2 separate regions of the Homo sapiens genome follow, and region 1 is linked to region 2. A link is a contact called in ENCODE Hi-C or POLR2A ChIA-PET data. All regions are on one chromosome and are shown on one strand. Each heading gives the region's core, a stretch centred on a gene start or an enhancer-like site at or near the end of the contact. The rest is flanking DNA. Distances are from core to core; before and after follow the strand shown. Region 1 overlaps LOC107987016 (a long non-coding RNA gene). Region 2 holds the start of GGTA1 (glycoprotein alpha-galactosyltransferase 1 (inactive)).

Region 1 (2,700 bases), core at 153-2,652, 46 kb before region 2:
ATATGCCCGTTCCTCTGCTGGAAAACCCTTTCCCTCCCCTCCCCTTTGCCTGGTGCTCTTCTGCCCATTCATCAAGAGGAGGTGGAGCCCACACCTGTAATCCCAACACTTTAGGAGGCCAAGGCAGGAGGATCCCTTGAGCTCAGGAGTTTGAGACCAGCCTGGGCAACATTGTGAGACTCTGTCTTTACAAAAAAAAAAAAAAAATTTAAATTAGCCGGGTGGTGGCACTCACCTGTAATCTCTGCTACTCAGGAGGCTGAGCTTGAGCCTGGGAGGTTGAGGATACAGCGAGCAGTGATTGCTGGGTGACAGAGCAAGATCTTTTCTCAAAAATAAAAAACAAAGGAGGGGGAGGGGGAGGGGTCTTCTCCCCCAAAAGCCTTCCCTGACCTCCTCACATGTCTAGTGAGGGGCTCCTCTGGTATTCTCGCACCTCTGCCCTGGGCTTCTTTCTCCCCCAGCACTGATCACATTGGGTGCTAATCTCTGGTTCTTGTGTCCATGAGTTCCTCAAGGGCAGGACAGGATCTTGTCTATTTCTATATCCCTGGCACCAGGCAGGGACCTGTCACAGAGAGAGGCTCAGAGGATGCTTGTTGAATGAATGAATGAGGGAATAAGTTAATGACCACATGAACAGCCACTTCTTCAGAAGGGTTTGGGACACAGGCAGGTCTTCCTCGTTCAACCCAAAAAAACAAATTGTCATCGGAGCTGGCGGGTCCTTTAGAGATGAATCCAGAGGCCAGGTGCGGTGGCTCAAGCTTGTAATAGCACTTTGGGAGGCCGAGGCGGGTGGATCACCTGATGTCAGGAATTCGAGACCAGCCTGGCCAACATACTGAAACCCCGTCTCTACTAAAAATACAAAAATTAGCCAGTCATGGTGGCAGGCGCCTGTAATCCCAGCTACTCGGGAGGCTGAAGGAGGAGAATCACTTGAACCCAGGAGGCAGAGGTTGCAGTGAGCCGAGATCGCGCCACTGCACTGCAGCCTGGGCGACAGAGTGAAACTCCGTCTCAAAAAACAAAACAACAACAAAAAAAAGAGAGATGAATCCAGGATCCAGCAGCATGGACCTTACCTGGGAGCTCATTAGAAATGCGGCTTCCCAGGCCCCACCCCAGATCCACTGCATCAGAATCTGCCTTTAAAAAGATTCCCAGGTGACTCACATGCTCTTAAAAGGTGAGCAGCTCTGCTCCCAAGGGCTCCACCTCCCATTTTATAGACAAGGGAACTGAGGCCTGCGGAGGGCCGGGGCCTGGCGAGGCCTGGGCAGGAGCAGGACGTCAAACTGGGCGGCCTCCCAGCGGCTCCGGTCCCCGCCCCGCGGGTCCTCCTGCTTCCCGCCCCGCCTGGCCTGTCCAGACCTTCCCAGCGGCCTCCTGAGGTCTTTGCAAGGAGCTCGCACTCCCCCTGGCGGGCATAGGGAGGGACGGCCTGGGCTGAGCTGGCCGAGGACGGGGAAGAGATGTGGCCTTAGGGACCGGGCGGGGGTGGAGAGGGCCAGCAGGGAGCCAGGGTGTGAGAGGTGGCCAGGTTAGCGCCCCTGCTTTGGAGAGGCTGCCTGAGCTCATCTTGGCTACTCACCACGCGCCACCTGTGGAGTCCGGAGCCTCTGCTCGCCTCCTGCCAGGGGAAAGAATAAGAATGGAGCCCACCTCACTCGCTCCTCGTGAGGATCCCATGAGGATGCGCCGACGTGAGGGGCCAGCGGGGTGGAAAGCCTCCCGCCTGCAGAACACCCGGAGCGCCTCCGCCTCCATCCCAGGTGTGGGCGAAGCCGGCCTGGGCCCAGCCCAGCGCTGCGCCTCAGCCCCTCGCCTCCCACCCATGGAAGAGGGGGTTTCCAGAGCCCCCAGCGGCCCTCCCCTCGCACTGGGGGTCGCAGGCCCACGGAGAAGGCTGTAGAAACGCCCACTCCTCGGCGGTGGTTGGGGGGACGGTGCCCAGTCCCTGAGGCCCTGGGATCCCAGAGCCTGGATTCCGGAATGGGATGACTCTGGGGGGCAGGAAGTGTCGGAAAAAGCACGTGCTCTGGAGTCAGACAGACCAGGTTCAAGTCTGGCTCAGCCACAGACAGGCCAGTGATCTCGTGGCTCCTGCCTCAGTTTCCTCGCTTGTGAGGGACCTTCCAGGACTGTTGTGACACTTATGTGAGGGCTGTTGAGCACCCTGCACATAGTAGGCCCTATGGTCATGGTCACTGTTGTAACTCACAGCGTACAGTAGGGACCAGAGGATGGGGTCAGTCGGGTGGTCAGCGGAAGATGCCCCCTCACACCAGGGCACTGTCACGCCCAAGTACAGGGGCGGGGTCTCTGAGTCCTTTCTGGGCAAAGTTGTGATATCAGGGCAAAGGAGGGTGGGGGAAGGGACCGGTAAACGAATTGGAGCATGTTTTTTTTTTTTTTTTTTTGAGACGGAGTCTTGCTCTGTTGCTCAGGCTGGAGTGCAGTGTGCCATTTCGATTCACTGCAACCTCCGCCTCAGTTCAAGCAATTTTCCTGCCTCAGCCTCCCAAGTAGCTGGGATTACAGGCACCTGCCAACATGCTCGGCTAATTTTTGTATTTTTAGTAGAGACAAGGTTTTGTCATGTTGGCCAGGCTGGTCTCAAACTCCTGGCCTCAAGTGATCCGCTGGCCTCAGCTTCCCAGTGCTGGGATTATAGGCGTGAGCCACCACACCTGG
Region 2 (2,700 bases), core at 116-2,615:
GATTTTTTTGTTTGTTTGTTTGTCTATTCATTTAAGACTGAGTTTCGCTCTGTCACCCAGGCTGCAGTGCAGTGGCGCAATCTCGGCTCACTTCAACCTCCACCTCCTGGGTTCAAGTGATTCTCCTGCCTCAGGCTCCCAAGTAGCTGGGATTATAGGCGTGTGCCACCATGCCCAGCTAATTTTTTGTATTTTTAGTAGAGACAGGGTTTTACCATGTTGGCCAGGCTACTCTCGAACTCCCGACCTCAGGTAATCCACCCATCTTGGCCTCCCAAACTGCTGGGATTACAAGCTAGAACCACCTCGCCTGGCCTGGCAGTTTGATTTTTATTTGTATTTATTTTTTATTTTTTCTTTTCTTTCTCAGTCTCCAGCCTCCCGAGTAGCTGGGATTACAGGTGCACGCCACCAGGCCTGGGGAATTTTTCTATATTCTGTAGAGACGGGGTTTCGCCACGTTGCCCAAGCTGGTCTGGAAATCCTGAGCTCAAGCAATCCGCCCACCTCGGCCTCCCAAAGTGCTGGGATTACAGGCGTGAGCCACCGCGCCCGGCCGAATTATTTAAGAAGCGAATTTCTTAGTCTATGAAAATGACGTTCAACGGCAAATGGCAAAATGAAGTTCTGACTTTTCCACCTGTAAAGTAGATTGATATGAGCGGGAGTGAGAAGACCTTGTCGCTATCAGTATAAGACAAGAGAACTGAGGGCAGCCAGTTGTGGCCACAGCAACTCTCTGAGTGAATTGCTGCCACACTGGGCACAGAAGCGCACACTCTGAAATCGAATGTTTGGATTCCTTTCTACATAATTCTACTAAAGAGTTATTCCACAGCCTAGGGGCTGCCTTAGAGCCCCGTTTGAGACACTCTGGGCTCACAGATCATGAAGTCAGTGCGCAAACGCGGGCAGACCCTGAACCAGGTGCCCAACGCCCAGCCCTCACTTCCAGAGCTCAGGACTCTCGCAAGAGCGACTCCAGCCCCGGCCTGCCGCTGTCTACATTCGCGCTCTTCCTTCCTCGGGAAACAAACGGTGGATCAGATCTCCAAGGCTCTGAGTTTCCCAGAGTTTGGCCGTGCGCCAGCGCAGCGCAGCCCCTCCCAGCAGCACAGCACAGACCCCACCCCATCCTCCAACGCCCGGGGTTCCTGCTCTATCACCTACACCACCACCACCACGTGCAGGCCCGAGAAGGCAAAAGAGGCCCAGCCACTCTCACCGGGGATTTTATCCGCCTCCCCGGCACACACACACTCTCACTCACGCACTCGCTCGCCGGCCTTCCAGCTGTCTGTGTCCGGGGCGGGGACCGGCTTGGCGCAGCCCGCTGTCAGCGCTCGCCGGCTCCTCGCGCCCCTACCCGCTGCGCTCTGCCCAGAGCAGAAGCCCGGCCGGCCGGCCCACGGGCGGGAGGACGCGCCTCCGCTCGGGCGGAGGCGGCGCGGTGGCTGATCAGAGCGCGTAGGGCTTCGCCGGGGCCGGGAGCTGGGCGCGGTCCTGCTCAGCCCAGCTCACCGCGCGCCGGCCCTCGGCGCCCTGGTTCTGCGGATCAGGTGGGTCCCGCGGGGAGCCGCCCAGGTCCCCGGAGGCCACGAGCAGGACACGGACGGGGGGCTCCGCGCTTGGGAGAGGGTGGTGAGGGAGTGGAGGCGGGCCGCTGCTCCGGCGCTGCCCGGTGTCTGCCCTGCCTGTGTCCCTGCTTTTGTTCTTGTCGCTACCTCGGTGCCAAATCGGACCCAGTTTCTGTCCCTCTGTCCCCATCCTGTGGCCGTCCCTCCCTCTGTCCAGCCTTCCAAGACTGGAGCCTGAAGAGCTGCAAGCTGAGGTTCCCCCACGGGTCCGCGGGGTTGGGGTGGGGGAAGAGAGGGGAGACGCAGGGGACACAGGATGCGACCAAGTAAGTCGCAGTGAGTGAGGGGTCTGTCCTTGCCTGTGGGGCAGGACAGAGGAATGGCTCTTGCCCAGGACAAGATAGGAAGGGCGCGCCTCTGGGAAGGGGAATCTGGGAGTGGGGGGATAAAGTGAGGGTCGCAGGAACCCCAAGGAGGAAGGGAATAGAGAGGGAGATGTCAGAGAGCTTCGGAGAGCCGAGGACTCAGTCAGACGCCCAGCATGGGGAAAGTTTCCGACACTAACTTTGGCATCCGGGGTGCCTGCAGCACTGGGGCGATGGGAGGCGGGAGTTTCCTCCAACTCTTCAAACCTTGCTCCTACTCGAAAAGGACACCACCCCGCGTTTGGAAATGGCAGGAAAACGGCTAAACACAATGATTGCACAAACTCTTGAAGAAAGTAAAAAAAAAAAAAACAGTAAAAAGAAGAAGAAAAAAATGTCAGCGCGCAAAGAGCCAGAGAAGCAGAGGGATTTGAGATTCCTCGATCTTCCCGCTGTGGCGGCCGGGAGGGACTGGGAGGCGCGGAGGGTGTGAGAGCCGCTCCTCCGGCAGGAAGGAACCGAGACCCGAGGCAGGTGTTTTGAGGCTTTGCTCTTCCTTTGCACTCCTTCGGGCTCCTGAGCAGGCCGGGCTGCCTCCTTCCTTTACCTGGAAACAGGCGTGTCTGAGGAAGCAGGAGATGTAGGGTGCAGCCCTGGCCTGCCGCTTGCTGCCAGTAAGGAACCACCTTCCCAGACAGAGCCTCAGTTTCCCCGATTGTGAAATAAGGATACTACTGGAGACCTTCCTTCCAGTCTCT

The links. Hi-C counts contacts between places; a loop is a spot of excess contacts on that map. ChIA-PET counts read pairs that join two places held with the same protein, here RNA polymerase II (POLR2A). Pooled maps may share reads with other maps.
Region 1: a loop to region 2 is called in a map of IMR-90, with 7 times the contacts of the local background. The contact joins the enhancer-like site here to the promoter of GGTA1 in region 2. A Hi-C loop is called at or near these places in 15 of 168 maps with a recorded cell type or tissue (IMR-90, PC-9, Right ventricle myocardium inferior and 8 more) and 13 of 50 pooled maps. POLR2A ChIA-PET finds 5 or more read pairs at or near these places in 6 of 52 experiments (A549, HEK293T, K562 and 3 more).

The regions. Positions count from the first base shown.
Region 1 is chr9:121,544,858-121,547,557 of GRCh38, reverse strand. All of the region lies in intron 1 of LOC107987016 (a long non-coding RNA gene), which reads left to right. Among named protein-coding and RNA genes, the nearest start is that of GGTA1, 46 kb to the right of the region's middle. RefSeq lists a silencer at 1,339-1,388. Within about 2 kb of position 1,402, at least 2 of the 41 ENCODE cell types and tissues checked have a DNase peak (open chromatin) inside an H3K27ac peak, as active enhancers do; they include heart right ventricle, where a contact is called at or near this core.
Region 2 is chr9:121,498,509-121,501,208 of GRCh38, reverse strand. GGTA1 (glycoprotein alpha-galactosyltransferase 1 (inactive)) reads left to right here and starts at 1,365. Exons shown (of 6, transcript NM_001382585.1): 1 at 1,365-1,559. RefSeq lists a silencer at 1,316-1,415.